Regions from separate parts of the Homo sapiens genome. Here region 2 is linked to region 1. A link is a loop called in an ENCODE intact Hi-C map of the cell type or tissue named here. Cell type or tissue: HCT116. All regions are shown on one strand. Each heading gives the region's core, and the rest is flanking DNA. Links, peaks and the distances in the headings are about the cores only.

Region 1 (9,100 bases), core at 457-8,456:
CTCTAGAAAAAGTGTGCTACAATTATTCCCTTTATTAAATGAGGTCACTGAGGCACAGACAGTTTAAGAAATTTGCCAGCAGGGCACAGTGGCTCACTCCGGTAATCCCAGAACTTTGAGAGGGGGAGGAAGGTGGATCCCTTGAGTCCAGGAGTTGGAGACCAGCCTGGCCAACATGGCGAGACCCCGTTTCTACAAAAATTAGCCAAAATTAGCCAAACTGGCTCACGCTTGTAGTCCCAGGTACTCGAGAGGCTGAGGCCGGAGGAGCGTGTGAGCCCAGTAGGCAGTGGCTGCGCTGAGCCGTGATTGTGCCACTGCACTCCCGCCTGGGCAAAAGAGTAAGATCCTGTCTCGAAAAAAAAAAAAATGGAAAAAAGAAAAAAAGAACTGGCTGGGAGTGGTGGCTCATGCCTGTAATCCCAGCACTTTGGGAGGCCGAGGCGGGCAGATCACAAGATCAGAAGTTCGAGACCAGCCTAGCCAACATGGTGAAACCTCATCTCTACTAAAAATACAAAAATCAGCTGGGCATGGTGGCAGGCACCTATAATCCCAGCTACTAGGGAGCCTGAGGCAATAGAATCGCTTGAACCTGGGAGGCAGAGGTTGTGCCACTGCACTCCAGCCTGGGCAACAGAGCAAGACTCCGTCTCAAAAAAAAAAAAAGAAATTTACCAGGTCACACAGCAGGTGGATGGTAAGGCTGCGATTGTATTCCAAACCCAGCTTTTAATTGCAGTCAAATGACAGACTTAAGATTCAAGGACTCCAGTGGAGGGAAGAAACAGCCACAAGAAACTGCTGCCAAATGAGCAAAACAGATTAACCAAGTCTCAATGATTGTTTGAAGGCGGTTGTGGAATAAAATGCAATTGTTTAGAAAGGATTTCTTAAATAGAAAAGACATATGTTTAAAGAAGCAAATTAGTTACCTGGAAATGAAATTCTAAACTATTTGAAAAACCATGGGGGCCGGGCGTGGTGGCTCATGCCTGTAATCCCAGCACTTTGGGAGGCCAAGGTGGGCAGATCACAAGGTCAGGAGTTCGAGACCAGCCTGACCAACATGGTGAAACCCCGTCTCTACTAAAAATACAAAAATTAGCTGGGGGTGGTGCCACGCGCCTGTAATCCCAGCTACTCAGGAGGCTGAGACAGGAGAATCGCTTGAACCCAGGAGGTGGAGGTTGCAGTGAGCTGAGATTGTGCCATGGCACTCCAGCCTGGGCAACAAGAGTGAGACTCCATCTCAAAAAACAAAGAAACAAAAAAACAAAATCCATGTGGTGAGACAGAGCAAATAAAATGTGCCAGAGATCTTGTTTGGTTCAGGGAAGAAGACGTGAGGGAAATGTTTCTTGATAAAATACAGACCTGAGGGTTTTTATTAACAGTGAATAATTGTTAGCCTAAAAGGGGGAAACTAGAAGAGGAGAAAAGAAACAAGAAAGCCAGGCCAGGCACAGTGGCTCACACCTGTAATCCCAGCACTTTGGGAGGCCAAGGCAGGCGGGTCACATGAGGCCAAGAGTTCGAGACCAACCTGGCCAACGTGGCAAAACCCCGTCTCTACTAAAAATACAAAAATTAGCCAGGCATGGTGGTGGGTGCCTGTAATCCCAGCTACTCGGGAGGCTGAGGCAGGAGAATCACTGGAACCCGGGAGGCGGAGGTCGCAGTGACCTGAGGTTACCCCACTGCACTCCAGCCTGGGTGACAGAGTGAGACTCCATCTCAAAAAGAAAAAAAAAGGCCAGGCACAGTGGCTCATGCCTGTAATCCCAGCACTTTGGGAGGCGGAGGCAGGTGGATCACGAGGTCAAGAGATTGAGCCATCCTGGCCAGTATGGTGAAACCCCGTGTCTACTAAAAATACAAAAATTGGCTGGGCATGGTGGCACACAGTTGTGGTCTCAGCTATTCGGGAAGCTGAGGCAGGAGAATCGCATGAACCCAGGAGGTAGAGGTTGCAGTGAGCCGAGATCCCGCCACTTCACTCCAGCCTGGGTGACAGAGTGAGACTCTGTCTCAAAAAAAAAAAAAAAAAAAAAAAAGACAGGAAACTGCAAACAAAGTAAGTGTGCCAGTATTGATACCAGAAAAATAAACCTAAGGCAAAAGGTGTTAAATGGGAAAAGAGTCTGTTTATCTACACATAACAGGTATGGTCTATGTAGAATATATTATGAACTGTTGTGTTCTCAAAAATAGAACATTGGCCAGGTGCGGTGACTCACGCCTGTAATCCCAGCATTTTGGGAGGCTGAGGTGGGCGGATCACCTGAGGTCGGGAGTTTGAGACCAGCCTGACCAATATGGAGAAACCCCATCTCTACTAAAAATACAAAATTAGCGGGGTGTGGTGGCGGCGCCTGTAATCCTAGCTACTCGGAAGGCTGAGGCAGGAGAATCTCTTGAACCCAAGAGGTGGAAGTTGCAGTGAGCCAAGATCACACCATTGCACTCCAGCCTGGGCAACAAGAGCAAGACTGTGTCTCAAAAAAAAACACAAAACACACACACACACACACAAAAACAAAATAGAACATCAACCCACGAAGCTAAACTGTGAAATACAAAGATTTTGAAAAACAAAGACATTGCAGGAGGGTTTATTACACCTTCCCTCGAAGAAGGATCAAGTAGACCCAGGAGGTTGACGCTGCAGTGAGCCATGATCACACCACTGCACTCCAGCCTGGGGAACAGGGTGAGATGCTGTCTCAAAAAGTTTACAGATCAATTTTTGTCTGGACACAGTGGTTCATGCCTGTAATCCCAGAACTTTGGGAGGCCAAGGAAGGAGGATCACTGAGGCCAGCCTGGACAACACAGAGAGACCCCATTTCTTTTTTTTTGTTTGTTGTTTTTTCTTTTTTTGAGACGGAGTCTCGCTCTGCCACCCAGGCTGGAGTGCAGTGGCGCGATTTCGGCTCACTGCAAGCTCCGCCTCCCGGGCGCACGCCGTTCTCCTGCCTCGCCTCCCGAGTAGATGGGACTACAGGCGCCCGCCACCACGCCCGGAGAATTTTTTGTATTTTTAGTAGAGACAGAGTTTCACCGTGTTAGCCAGGATGGTCTCGATCTCCTGACCTCGTGATCCACCCGCCTTGGCCTCCCAAAGTGCTGGGATTACAGGTGTGAGCCACCGCGCCCAGCCAAGAGACCCCATTTCTACAAAAAATACAAACAAAAAATTAGCCAGGCATAGCGGAGCTCGCCTGTGGTCCCAGTTATTTGGGAGGATGAGGTGGGAGGCTCACTTGAGCCCAGAAGGTCAAGGCTGCAGTAAGCCATGATGGCACCACTGCACTCCAGCCTACATGACAGAGTGAGATCCTGTCTAAAAAAAAAAAGAAAGAGAGAGAGACAATTTTTTTTTTCTTTTGAAACAGAATCTCGCTCTGTTGCCCAGGATGTTGGAGTGCAGTGGCACGATCTCAGCTCACCACAACATCTGCCTCCCAGGTTCAAGTGATTCTCGTGCCTCAGCCTCCTGAGTAGCTGAGATTACAGGCGTGCACCACCACACCTGGCTAATTTTTGTAATTTTAGTAGAGACAGGGTTTCACCATGCTGGCCAGGTTGGTCTCTAACTCCTGGCTTCAAGTGATCCACCTGCCTCGGCCTTCCAAAGTGCTGGGATTACAAGCGTGAGCCACCGTACCCGGCCAAAGAGACAATTTTTTTATGTCAGTAAAGATATAGAGACTTTGAGTAGCACAGTTAATAAGCTGTATTGTACACAAAACAGGGCGTGTTAACTATTTTGGCATTACAGATGTTAGGCAAGGTCAGAGGAAAAGCTTAGATAAGAACGTGGCCTTTGGCCGGACGCGGTGGCTCACGCCTGTAATCCCAGTACTTTGGGAGGCCGAGGTGAGTGGATCACCAGGTCAGGGGATGGAGACCATCCTGGCCAACGTGGTGAAACCCTGTCTCTACTAAAAATACAAAAATTAGCTGGGTGTGGCGGTGTGTGCCTGTAATCCCAGCTACTCGGGAGGCTGAGGCAGGAGAATAGCTTGAACCCAGGAGGTGGAGGTTGCAGTGAGCCGAGATCGCGCCACTGCGCTCCAGTCTGGTGACAAAGGTAGACTCCATCTCAAAAAAAAAAAGAAAAGAAAAGAAAAGAAAAAAAAGAACGTGGCCTTAAACACCACCGCCCCCTAGAGGCTCTCTTGGGTACTTTCACTTGCTCACTGCATCAAATCTTGAAACCAGATCAAAACTGAAGCTCCCACAAGCACAGCCTAATTCAGGGACTCCCACCTGAGTAGAGAGGCCGGAAGAACCATCCGCAGAGGGTCACAGGACAGCTGGACACCCTGACAGCCCAGATCACTGAAAGGTAAAGATGGAAATCATGGACTGGGTGCGGTGGCTCACGCCTGTAATCCCAGCACTACAGGAGGCCGAGGTGGGTGGATCACTTGAGGTCAGGAGTTCAAGACCAGCCTGGCCAACATCGCAAAACCCCATCTCTACCAAAAATACAAAAATTAGCTGGGTGTGGGGATGCAGGCCTGTATTCCCAGCTACTTGGGAGGCTGAGGCAGGAGAATCGCTTGAACCCGGGATGGGGAGGTTGCAGTGTGCTGAGATCGTGCCACTGCACTCCAACCTGGGCAACAGAGTGAGACCGTGTCTCAAAAAATAAATAAATAAAAAGTAGAGCATATAGAAATGAATAGGCTGGGTGGGGTGGCTCATGACTGTAATCCTAGCACTTTGGGAGGCCAAGCCAGGCGGATCACCAGAGGTCAGGAGTTCAAGACCAACCTGGCCAACATGGTGAGACCCTGTCTCTACTAAAAATACAAAAATTAGCAGAGCGTGGGGGCACATGCCTGTAATCCCAGCTTCTAGGGAGGCTGAGGCAGGAGAATTACTTGAACCCTGGAAGTGGAGGTTGCAGTGAGCTGAGATCATGCCACTGCACTCCAGCCTGGGTGACAGAGCGAGACTCTGTCTCAAAAAAGAAGGAAAAAAAAAAAAAGGAAATGAATAGTAATGAGCAAACATCATAGAAAATCTATGGGGATGCAGTCAAAGTTATACATGGAGAGAAACGGATAACTTCACTTGTTTTTATTAGTTAGCATGAAGAATCAAACCAATATATAAATTAAGTATTTATTTCAACATTCTAGAAAAACACCTGTAAAATAAACCCCCCAAAAAAGATGGAAGGAAATTAGAAAGTAAAGAGCAGAAATTAGTTACTTTAAAAGAAAGAGTAGGCTGGGCCTCAAAAAAAAAAAAAAAAAGAAAGAGTAGAATTGATGAATAAAATCGAGCTATTTAATAGATATAGTTGCTAAGATTTTTCTAGGAAAAACTTCTGGTAAGTGTGACTGAGAGAAAAGGAGAGAGAAAAAGAAAATATGGGACATTCAGATGAAGAATGAAGGTTTATTCACAGAGATGAAAAAAGTTAAAAATTATAAAAGAAAATTATGTGCAATTGTTTGCCTACATTTTTGAAATCTATATGGGATGCTTATATGTTACAAACTGTAAAAACCAATTCTAGAAAAAATTAAAACCCCAAATAGACCAATAACAAAAGAACACATTGAAAACGTATCAAAAGCCATGTCAGGAAAAGACACTTAATCCAGATCTTTTTGTGGACAAGTTCTATCAAATGTGGAAGAATCAGATAATTGTGATTTAATTTAGACTCTTACAAAACAAGGCTGGGCGCGGTGGCTGACGCCTGTAATCCCAACATCTTGGGAGGCTAAGGCGGGAGGATCCCTTGAGCCCAGGAGTTCAAGACCAGCCTGGACAATAGTGAGTCCCCCATCTCTATAAAAAAAACTAAAAAATTGCTGGGAGACTGAAGTGGGAAGATTGCTTGAACCCAAGAGTTCAAGGCTACAGTGAGTCGGAACCGCACCACTGCACTTCAGTCTGGGTAACAGAGTGAGACCCTATCTCAAAAAAAAAAAAAAAAAAAAAAGGGCAGGGTGCGGTGGCTCACGCCTGTAATCCCAGCACTTTGGGAAGCCGAGGCAGGTGAATCACGAGGTCAGAAGATCCAGACCATCCTGGCTAACACGGTGAAACCCTGTCTCAACTAAAATACAAAAACAAAAATTAGCCGGGTGTGGTGCCGGGCACCTGTAGTCCCAGCTACTCGGGAGGCTGAGGCAGGAGAATGGTGTGAACCCGGGAGGTGGAACTTGCAGTGAGCCGAGATCGCACCATTGTACTCCAGCCTGGGCGAGAGCCAGACTCCGTCTCAAAAAAAAAAAAAAAAAAAAAAAACAATTAGCCAGGCGTGGTGGTGGGCACCTGTAATCCCAGCACTTTGGGAGGCCGAGGCGGGTGGATCACCTGAGGTTAGGAGTTCAAGACCAGCCTGGCCAACATGGTGAAACCCTGTCTCTACTAAAATACAAAAATTAGCCGGGCGTGGTGGTGGACACTTGTAATCCCAGCTACTCGGAAGGCTGAGGCAGGAGAATTGCCTGAACCTGGGAGGCAGAGGTTGTAGTGAGCCGAGATCGAGATGGCGCCATTGCACTCCAGCCTGAGTGACACAGCAAGACTCCATCTCAAAAAAAAAAAGAGAGAAACGTTGCAAGGAAAGCACTTGGTGCAGTCCGGGGTAGTCAGTGATTGTTACGGTTACGCAGGGGTCTGTTTTGTTCATCGACAGGGATCCCTGCACCTGCCGTGAGGCCATGTGTGTCACTCTGAGGCTGCCGGGAGAGCCTGCAGCCAGGAGCCCTGATGCTGCCTCCTCCAATGGCTAAGCGGACACCCTCACTCAGCTCAGGCGCAGGAAGCCAGCACTGCTGAGAGCAGGCAACTGGCTCCGTAGGAGTGAGGATACTGCTCTGACAGCCACAGAGGCGCACATGACTCCCCCGTTAGCTCATCTTCTGTGTGGCAGATCACCTCTGCTGCCTTCCCGTCTGGGAGCACCTGAGTCACTGTGGTCACGTCTGCAGGCAACAGACAAAGGGTCCCCATTCGGGCAGGGATGGACACCTGTTTGTCCCGACCCACCCGGTAGGGCCTCAGGGCCACCATGGTGAGCAGGCTGAAGGGGGGTGACCTCTCAGGAGGACACCAGACTGCTGCACACCTGGACACCGGAGAGAGCTTACCTGTGATGTCACCCACGTGCTGGGGTGACTCAGTGCTCCTCTCTCGGGTGGAAGTTGCGTTCAGTGCTGCCGCAGTTCCTCCAACGTCTCCATGGCAACGTTCACACGGATTTCATAGAACATAAGGTGTTTGAGCTGGAAGGGACCTCAGAGATCGGCTCCTCCTGCCCCCTCATTTCATGGAGAGGGGAGCAGGCCCAGACAGGGAATGCCACGTGCCCAGGGGCACATAGCAAGCCGGGGACCCCGCGGAGGGCACAGACCGCTGAGCTCCAGAGGAGGGTCTTGGGAGGTGCCCTGGGGGCACAGGCCGTGGCGGCTTTGCCACTCCCTGGCTTGCTAAGAGCCCCTTGAAGTCCAACCCAGCTCTCTGCTGCTCAGCCACAGAGCTCTCGCTCGAGTGCCTGGCGGGAACAGGAGTAGGCAGGACAGGGCCCTGTCCTCAGGAGGCTCCCAGGCTGCTACAGCGGCCATGCAGCCGCTGGGGAAGGGCTGGAGAGCATCCAGGGAGCCAGAAGTGGGGCAGGAGGAGCCAGGGCAGGCTCCCTTGAGGGTGGGGCTCCAGGCAGAGTCTGGAAGCCTGAGGAGGCCTCACTCGTGCCTGCGCCCCCTCTCCTGGCACACAAGGGCCAGCCCGAGGGCCCCACTCTGGGGGCAGAGTGTAGGGAAGAGGCTGGAAAATGGGGGCCAGAAAGAGACTGTCCTGATCCATGGCTCCCAGGGGTCGTTTTGGCTGGGGGCTCACAGCACACATCCTTCCAGACACCCAGGACGGTCAGAAGGAACTGGCAGGAGTTAGAGGGCACGGTGTAAGGATGCCAGGGGGCCGGGCCGTCAGAAGGTAACAGGAGCGAAAGTCCCAGAGCAAGGCCCCAAGGAGACCCAGGGCGCTCTCTCCGCTCGAGGACAGGAACCCGTGGAGACCTTCCCCTCCCTGGAAGAGCCAGCTCTGCACCAGAAGGGTGGGGGGCTGTAGCACCCCTCCCAGGGGAACACGGACCTCACTCTCCGCCCCCAGCTCCCAGGGCCCATCTCAAACTCGGACCCTGTCTCAGGGACCTGCCCTGGCCCACAGGACTCCTCTCTTCTCCAGGTCTGAAGATGCCAAGAATCCGGACATCCCAAGGCCTCCCTGCTGAACTTTCCCACCATGCCGGCCCCCGCCTTGCCCTCGCCGGCCCCCGCCTTGCCCTCGCCGGCCCCCGCCTTGCCCTCGCTGGCTGCCTGTTCTAGTTTTTCTAGTTTTATTTGTTGTTGTTGTTGTTGTTTTTTGAGATGGAGTCTTGTTCCGTCGCCCAGGCTGGAGTGTGGTGGTGCGATCTCCGCTCACTGCAAGTTCCACCTCCCGGGTTCACGCCATTCTGCTGCCGCAGCCTCCCGAGTAGCTGGGACTACAGGCGCCCGCCACCACACCCGGCTAATTTTTTGTATTTTTAGTAGAGACAGGGTTTCACTGTGTTAGCCAGGATGGTCTTGATCTCCTGACCTCGTGGTCTGCCTGCCTCGGCCTCCCAAAGTGCTGCTGGGATTACAGGCGTGAGCCACCGCGCCCGGCCTTTTTTTTTTTTTTTTTTGTGGAGACCAAGTTTCGCTCTTGTCGCCCAGGCTGGAGTACGATGGCGCGATCTCGGCTCACCACAACCTCCGCCTCCTGGGTTCAAGCGATTCTCCTGCCTCAGCCTCCTGAGTAGCTGGGACTACAGGCGCCCGCCACCACACCTGGCTAATTTTGTATTTTTAGTAGAGACGGGGTTTCTCCATGTTGGCCAGGCTGGTCTCGAACTCCCGATCTCAGGTGATCCGCCCGCCCCGGCCTCCCAAAGTGCTGGGGTTTAATCCATCTTTAACCCACTGCAGCATCCCACTGGTCTCTGCCCATGGGCATGGACTCTGACCCTCCCCTCCCTGCCTCCAGGCCTACAGCTTCTTTCCTGAAGGTCCTCTCTGTTCCTATTATCCCTCCCCTGGGTGAC
Region 2 (9,100 bases), core at 339-8,338, 280 kb before region 1:
CCTCCCGGCTCCTGCTGAGGCTCCAGGTGAACCCACTTCTCTGCTCAGCTGCTTCCTGGTCTATCCTCGCAGGGTTCCCCTGAGAGCTCACCCTCAACCAACCACTCCCACAAGAGTCCTCCTCTCAAGCTCTGCTTCGAAGGAATCTGCCCTAAGATGGTAAGCCTGTGAGTAGAAGGATACCTTGACATGAAAAAAGACAGATGTAATTTCCAAAGTTTATCTTTTCTCCTCATTCAGTTTTAACATGACAAAGTCAAATTTTTGTAAATCTAAGAATGAGAATCAAAGTACTAAAACCAAAGCCATTTATCATGTGACTCTGTATCAAAGTAAATTATGTCATAATCAAAGATGAATTTTGTAAGAGAAAATTAAACTCCTCATTTTTATTGAAATAGAAACAGAACACTTTTAGTAAGATCTCTGCTAATCTGATACAACATTATTAGTAATGATCATTCTCGCACAATCTCTGTGCTAGACAGATGCTTACCTAGGAGTTGCAGGGCTGAATTTTTCTTCTCTTTCTATTTCCTTTCTTTGGATCAGAGGATTTTCAATTATCACTAAAACAGAGGGCAAAGTATGATGATATTACAAAACAGTAACAAGATAAACACTAACATCCTAAATAACATCCTGTTTAATTTATGATCATCATCGACTCTAGGCTTTAAAAATTCCTCACCTCATTCATCTTCTCCATCATCAACATATAACATATTTTGATACTGAGATGTCAAAATTGAAATCTTTATCTCCATATGTAACTAATATTCCAGCATTTATTCAAGGGATGTCTATAGCTATACTGGGCCCTATGAAGTTTGTGAAGCTTTCTGCCTTCATAGTCCATATGTTCAATGACCCTATTATTCAACTAGAGAGATACCATACATTGTCCTGAAAGTTAACAATACAAGGCAATATATGATTAGGTTCTAAATAACCGGTATGGGGAGTCAGCTGCTTGAGACCACAGTATTAAAGAGGAGTGTTTTCATTACCTGCATTACTCTTTTCTCTTTTTCTATCGTGAAGAACTAGTATACATGCTTTCTTGTTCCTTTTATGAGGCTAGGGCTCATAAAAGTTATCTGTTGAGTGACTAAGTTCCACACGTTATACTAGGTACACCATCTCATTTAATATTTACAAGAACCTAATGAGGTATTATTTCATAGTTGAGACCCAACAAGATTAAGAAATTTTCTCAAAGCCATGATGTAAGTCAATGTTGGAACTGGGATTTGAATCTAGACCTCTGTGTTTTCAAAGTCTCCTGTTCTTCCTACTATATGAGGCTGTTCTGTCAAAGAGATACTGGGGTGAGTAGATGTAAAAGATTTGGTATTTCAACTAAAAGTAAAGTTCCTTAAAATCCCATTAACAATTTAAATATCAGTTTTTATCAAAATCTATTCAGTGGTCAAATGTCAACTTTTATCAAAATATATTCAGTGGCTGTATTATATGTCTATAGAAAGATAACCAATTATAACAATAAAATGGGTTGGTGCAAATTGAAATATGTAATAAACCAAAGACAGTAAGGTTATTTAGTAAAAATATAACTATCACATTTGTATGCTTCAAATAACATTCTGAATGCCTCGCATTGCAGTCTTTTTTTTTTTTTTTTTTTTTTTTTGAGACAGGGTCTTACTCTGTGACTCAGGCTGGAGTGCAGAGGTACGATGTTGGCTCGCTGCAACCTCCACCTCCAGGGCTCAAGCCACCCTCCTGCTTCAGCCTCCTTAGTAGCTGGTACTACAGGCCCACGCCACCACACCCAGCTAATTTTTTGTAGAAATGGGGTCTTGCCATGTTGCTCAGGCTGGTCTCGAACTCCTGAACTCACGCAATCCACCCACCTCAGCCTCCCAAAGTGTTGGGATTACAGGCATGAGCCACCGTGCCCCACTGCATTATACTCTTAACACTTGACTTTTTCTGATAAAGTTCTTGAGAATTACGAACTGTGTCTCATTTCAACTCCTTCAGTATAGTTACCATAAACATACCACAGGAATAACACTATGATGGAAAAAGTTTAAGAATCAATGCCAACTTACCACAGTCACCAACCCTAAAGCTGTCAGAAAGAGACTTGATGTAATCTTCATTGCCCCAGGAAGCTGCATTTACAAAATGTGCTGGTGAATCCCGAATGGTGAAGCTGAAAGTGTACCTTTCTGATCCAATATCTAAGGGAAAACCAATGCTTTTATTTTTCAAATGAAGAGTTTCAATCGCTTCTCTGCCTTTTGATAAGTGTTACATGAAAAGTTTCATTTCAATTATAAACAAATGATTATTTGTTTAATCAAATAACTATTGATTATGATAATAAAAATACTCAAATACATAGTACAAAATGTTCTTTCAGATGTATATTCTATAACATGCTTCTATGAATTTCAAGCTGAAGTGGTAACAGGTTGCCCCCTTGCTCCCTTCCCTGGTGATCTGTGTATTTGGAGGGAAAAACATGTAAACTTGAGCCATCCAGGTATTACCTTAGGTTCTCCTTTTCTCTCTTACTGTTGTTTCAACCTAAGTCATAATTCAGATCTAAATAGTTATTTCAGTCCCAGCTACTTAGGAGGATGAAGCAGAATGACTGCTTAAGCCCAAAAGTTCAAGGCTTCAGCGAACTGTGATTGCCCCACTGCTCTCCAGCCTGGGCAACAGAGCAAGACCCCGTCCCAAAAATAAAAGTAAAAATAGGCCGGGCGCAATGGCTCACGCCTGTAATCCTAACACTTTGGGAGCCCGAGGCGGGTGGATCACCTGAGGTTAGTTCAAGACCAGTCTGGCCAACATGGTGAAACCCTGTCTCTGCTAAAAATACAAAACTTAGCCAGGCGTGGTGGTGGGCGCCTGTAATCCCAGCTACTCGGGAGGCTGAGGCAGGAGAATCGCTTGAACCCAGGAGGCGGAGGTTGCAGTGAGCCGAGATCCAGCCTGGGTGACAAGAGAAAAACTCTTGTCTCAAAAATAAATAAATAAATAATAATAAAATAAAAATAAAAATTGGCCAGGCACAACAGCTTACCCCTGTGATCCCAGGACTTTGGGAGGTGAGGTAGGAGAATCACTTGAGGCCTGGAGTTCAAAACCAGCCTGGGCAACATAGAAGGACACCATCTCTACAGAAAATTTTAAAATTAGTGGTGGCACTCATCTTTAGTCTCAGCTACTTGGGAGGCTGAGGAGGAAAGGTTGCTTGAGCCCAGTTTAAGTGTGCGGTGAGCTTTGAATGCACCACTGCACTCCAGCCTGGGAAGAATGAGTTCAGGGTGTTCATGAAATGTACACCCAGGCTGGAGTTCAGTGACGCGATCTCTCGGCTCACTGCAACCCCTGCCTCCCAGCAGCTGGGACTCAGCCTCCTGAGCAGCTGGGGCTACAGACGCACACCACCATGCCAGGCTAATTTTTGTTTTTTGTTTTTTTTTTAGTAAAAACGGGTTTCGTTTTTGTTTGTTTTTGAGACGGAGTTTCGCTCTTGTTACCCAGGCTGGAGTGCAATGGCGCGATCTCAGCTCACAGCAACCTCTGCCTCCTGGGTTCAAGCAATTCTCCTGCCTCACCCTCCCAAGTAGCTGGGACTACAGGCGCCTGCCACCATGCCTGGCTAATTTTGTACTTTTAGTAGAGACGGGGTTTCACCATGTTGGCCATGCTGGTCTCGAACTCCTGACCTCGTGATCTGCCTGCCTCAGCCTCCCAAAGTGCTGGCATGAGCCACCGTGCCTGATGAGACAAGGTTTTTTAGTAGAGGTGGGGAAGAACAGAGTGAGACCCTGTCTCAAAAAAAAAAAAAATAAATTTTAAAAATAATTAAAATAAGTTATTTCAAAACAAATTATGTGCTACTTAATGAGGACCACTAGGGGTCAGCAAATACTTTTTTTCCAAAATAGAAATTTCATATTGGTTTTGCTAATTAAAAATTACAACCTGGCTGGGCGCAGTTGCTCCTGCCTATAATCCCGGCACCTTGGGAGGCCAAGGGGGTAAGATTGCTTCAGCCAAGGAGTTCGAGACTGGGCAACAAAGTGAGACCCTCTGTCTCTACAAAAACTCCAAAAATTATTCAGGCATAGTAGCATGGACCTGTCTGGGCTACATGCGAGGCTGAGGCAGGAAGACCACTTGAGCCCAGGGTTGAGGCTGCAGTGAGCTGTATTCACATTGCTGCACTCCAGGCTGAGTGACAGAGCAAGACCCTATCTCAAATTTTTAAAAAAAGTAATATAACTCAACATACATGTAAATTATAGACATATTCTGAACTGTCTATTAGTGTTTACCTCTGGGGAGAGGACTAGGATGGCAAGAGTGAGGAGCTGAAAGGGGAATTTCACTTTTCAAATCTGTGACCTTTGGTACTGCTGGAATTTTTGATACAAATATAATGTTATATGTACAATGTTTTAAGTCAGTAAGCATACTTCTTCCAAAAAAGGAATACCACAGATGTCATCATAAAAAGAAGTCAAACAACACAGAAGTTTTTCTCCTTCCCTCACAGTCTGATAGGTGAAAAACTGTGAATTTCTTTTTCTTTTCTTTTTTTTTTTTTTTTTTGAGACAGAGTTTCACTCTTGCTGCCCAGGCTGGAGTGCAATGGCGTGATCTTGGCTCACTGCAACCTGCGCCTCCCAGGTTCAAGCGATTCTCCTGCCTCAGCCTCCCGAGTAGCTGGGAATACAAGCGCCTGCCACCATGCCTGACTAATTTTGTATTTTTAGTAGAGAGGGGGTTTCTACATGTTGGTTAGGCTGGTCCCAAACTCCTGACCTCAGGTGATCCGCCCACCTCAGCCTCCCAAACTGCTGGGATTACAGGCGTGACCACTGTGCCTGGCAAAAAACCGTGTATTTCATTTTTATAATTTTAGCAAGTATTTTAATAACTACTTTTTTCTAATTCACACATTTTAAGTGATGCCTTCTGAAATTTGGTAAAAGGAGATATAGACTTCCTCAAACTATTTATTTAGTATTTCTGATCTAATTAGTTAAGATGAAATAAAGTGCAGGCACAAATGATATGGGTACCAGATGACAGCTTGGTTATTTACCTTAAAGATAAAAGCATCATGCCTGTAATCTGATCACTCTAGGAGGATGAGGTGGGATGATCACTTGAGCCCAGGAGTTTGAGACCAGCCTGGGCAACAGAGCAAGACTCTGTCTCTACAAATTTTTGTTTTTTTTAAATCAACCAGGGGCTGGGCATGGTGGCTCACACCTGTAATTCCAGCACTTTGGGAGGCCGAGGCAGGGAGATCACTTGAGGTCAGGAGTTCAAGACCAGCCTGGCCAAAATGGTGAAACCCCATCTCTACTAAAAATACAAAAATTAGCTGGGCATGATGGCATGTGCCTGTAATTCCAGCTACTCGGGAGGTTGAAGCAGGAGAATCGATTGAACCCAGGAGGCAGAGGTTGCAGTGAGTCGAGATCGTGCCATTGCACTCCAGCCTGAGTGACAGAGCGAGCCTCCATCTCAAAAAAAAAAAGAGAGAACACATGTACTCAAATATACATATATACACACACGTGTACACACATACACACACATACACATGCACACACATACACACGTGTGTGTATACACATAAACATATATACACATATGTGTGTATGTATACATATATATAGAGAGAGAGAGAGAATGTGGGAGGGAGGGAGAGAGAAAGCCTTGAATCAGGTACTTGACCATCCAATAGAGAGCATGACCATTGCTCTTAAGGAGTTAAACAGGCATAGAAAAATTAATCACTTCAATATACTTTGTTGTAGTCATAAGCCAAAGTTGATGAAAAATGAAACCAAGAGTTAAACAGAACTCAGCTTTTTCTGTCTGGAAAGCCTTTGACATCTGTTTTCCCAATAACTATACCGATAACTTTCTGAAAAACAAAAAGGTCACAGAAGACCAATATTAAACACAGATGTACTTGATAAATTTAATTTCATGGGCTTGTTATACTTTACTGGCTCTAACAAACATTTCTGACTAGGAACCATTTAAATGTATTTATTCCAGGCAAACATCTAAAAGAAGTTCATAAATGTTCAATTCCACAAGGAATAGTATAAAGTAATCCAAAAGTTAACTACTATTACAAATATAATCATTTAATACTTAGCATATTTCTACTTTATTTTCAATCACCAGATGGAGCATAATAACTGCCCTATGCTATCAATCCTTACTGAATTCATCCAAAGCACATGTATAATGCAATTTAATTTGCCACAGTCTTCAAAGCTTTCCTTTATATAGGGTTTTCTAACAATCCACATAAAATCACTTAGCTTCTTAATCCAAACATGCTGGACAGTAATATAAATTAGACTGTAACAAAACTTATATTTTGCTGCTAATAAATCTAAATTCTAAAGTCCTAGATCTTAAAACTTAGAGATATTAACATCTCCTCAAAATGTTTAATGTTCTCTTTAGTGACTACTGAAGAAAAATTTTAAATGTGTTTTAAGAAATAAAAATGGGCCGGGTGTGTTGGCTCACACGTGTAATCCCAGCACTCTGGGAGGCTGAGGCGGGTGGGTCACCTGAGGTCATGAGTTTGAGACCAGTCTGACCAACATGGTGAAACTCCATCTCTACTAAAAATACAAAAAATTAGCCAGGTGTGGTGGTGGGTGCCTGTAATCCCAGCTACTCGCGAGGCTGAGGCAGGAGAATCGCTTGAACCCAGAGGCACAGGTTGCAGTGAGCTTAGATCCCACTATTGCACTTCAGCCTGGGCAACAGAGCAGGACTCCATCGCAAAAAATAAAAATAAAAAAAAAATAATAAAAAATAAAAATGAATACCTTTTCTGAAAGGAAAAAAACTAAACTTATTTTGCTAATTGCAGCAACTGATTTTAACCTTACAATAATCTTGACATTTAAATTACAATCAGGCTTTTAAGACTCCTACATTCTAGCTGAGCTATTAGCTAGCTTTATTGCTTATTTAGACACATTGATATTATTTCTTCAATTCCTTATACTTGCAGATCTCACTGAATTTTGTTGGAAAATCCAATTAATGGAAATGTTGAGTAAAACTTTCTATCTGAAGAGACCATTATTAGCAAATAGTTTACCTTTCAAGAAAAACTATAACAACAATTGTTATTTTTTAATATTTTAAAATTTTAAATTATTAAAGTTATATGTAAATGTATCCCATTGTAAGAAATCTAGTTTGCAAAAGCAAAATATAAATAGCAGAGTGCTCAGGGGCAGGGAAGGTAAGGGTGTGTGGTAGCTGCTTTACAATAAGTTCTTTAACTTATAAGATGATTCCACTTAGTTTTCTTTTAAGTAAGTAACAGTCGAGATGTGTTCAAAATCATTGAATTCCCCTATAACTCCTACTCAAAGAGTCAATTTTCACATCATCATTGTAGAAAACACACATGTTATAAACCTATATCATAAAAGCAGCATAATGTCAAGTACTTAGACCATAAATTGGATAATTTGGTCAGAAAATTGCTACTGCTGAACAAAATGGTTTAATTTTTTTTTTTTTTTTTTTTTTTTTTTTTTTCAGAAGAGTTTTGCTCTTGTTGCCCAGGCTGGAGTGCAATGGTGCGATCTCGGCTCACTGAGACCGCCTTCTGGCTTCAAGCGATTCTCCTGCCTCAGCCTCCTGAGTACCTGGGATTACAGGCATGAGCCACCACACCCAGCTAATTTTGTATTTTTAGTAGAGATGGGGTTTCTCCATGTTGATCAGGCTGGTCTCAAACTCCCAACCTCAGGTGATCCAGCTGCCTCAGCCTCCCAAAGTGCTGGGATTACAGACATGAGCCACTGTGCCTGGCCTGGTTTAATTTTACAATGCTAAATTTGAGCATTTATTAAATTTTTCACTTTATAAAATATTAAGTAAAATAATACATCTATTGATCATTTTGAACAATTACTAGTCAAATCTACAATCATATCTTCTACTCTACACACAAAGATTAATTTTCATCTAGGTGGCATAAATACAAAGAAATTTAGGTATACTTAATATCTAACAATTATACCAATGCAATGAGTATCTATATACTTGCCAATTATAAAAGCATGTGTTGAATGAATCAATAACATTGATGTAATGTTATCACATAAAATGTCATCAGTAAGCAAATCACCACATTATTGAAACCTACCAGATTAGCCATATTTGTCTGCAGATCTGAAAGGGTAGTGAAAATCCTCGCTGCAAAGGAGTTTGCCATTTTTTTAATCTGCATTTTAGAAAATATAATTTAGATATATAAATTGAATAAATGAAATAAATCATTTAAAAAATTCCAAGAGTTTAAAATCTTATTTAGGGCCGGACATGGTGGCTCATACCTGTAATCCCAGCACTTTGGGAGGCTGAAGTGGATGGATCACCTGAGGTCAGGAGTTCAAGACCAGCCTGGCCATCATGGCGAAACCTCACGTGGTAGCGGGCACCAGTAATCCCAGCTACTCAGGAGGCTGAGGCAGGAAGAAGTGCTTGAACCTGGGAGGCAGAGGTTGCACTGAGCCGAGATCGCACTACTGCACTCCAGCCTGGGCAACAGAGCGAGACTCTGTCTCAAAAATAAATAAAACAAAATAAAATAAAATAAAATAAAATATTATTGGCCAGGTGCGGTGGCTCATGCCTATTATCCCAGCACTTTTGGAGGCCGAGGAGGGCGGATCACAGGGTCAGGAGATCGAGACCATCCCGGCTAACATGCTGAAACCCCGTCTCTACTAAAAATACAAAAAATTAGCTGGGCTTGGTGGCAGGCACCTGTAGGCCCAGCTACTCGGGAGGCTGAGGCAGGAGAATGGCGTGAACCCGGGAGGCGGAGCTTGCAGTGAGCTGAGATGGCACCACTGCACTCCAGCCTGGATGACAGAGCGACACTCCATCTCAAAGAATAAATAAATAAAATAAAATAAAATATTATTTAGGAAAGCACTGGATAGTTTACTGCTTTGGAAAATTTTTATTATAATGGTAAAATGTAAATTAATATCGATTAAACCTATAAAAAACATGTTCAGAATGTCCTTTTATAATTTTG

The links. Peaks named below come from ENCODE experiments on the same cell type or tissue, not always from the same donor. Only the 100,000 strongest peaks of a DNase experiment are listed, where the experiment ranks them.
Region 2: it touches region 1 in a loop (18-fold over the local background); 14 of 110 quality-filtered maps call a loop at or near these places.

The regions. Positions count from the first base shown.
Region 1 is chr16:2,136,596-2,145,695 of GRCh38, forward strand. No RefSeq gene overlaps it. Among named protein-coding and RNA genes, the nearest start is that of MIR3180-5, 5.0 kb to the left of the region's middle. RefSeq lists an enhancer at 6,526-7,277. In HCT116, for the core only: a CTCF peak has its summit at 4,194 (motif pointing left); a DNase peak (open chromatin) is centred at 4,203; H3K27ac peaks cover 514 bases.
Region 2 is chr16:1,859,907-1,869,006 of GRCh38, forward strand. MEIOB (meiosis specific with OB-fold) reads right to left here. Exons shown (of 14, transcript NM_001163560.3): 2 at 8,201-8,278; 3 at 5,872-5,929; 4 at 2,079-2,210; 5 at 497-569. The coding sequence starts at 8,269. Among named protein-coding and RNA genes, the nearest start is that of MEIOB, 7.7 kb to the right of the region's middle. In HCT116, for the core only: a CTCF peak has its summit at 3,937 (motif pointing right); a DNase peak (open chromatin) is centred at 3,915.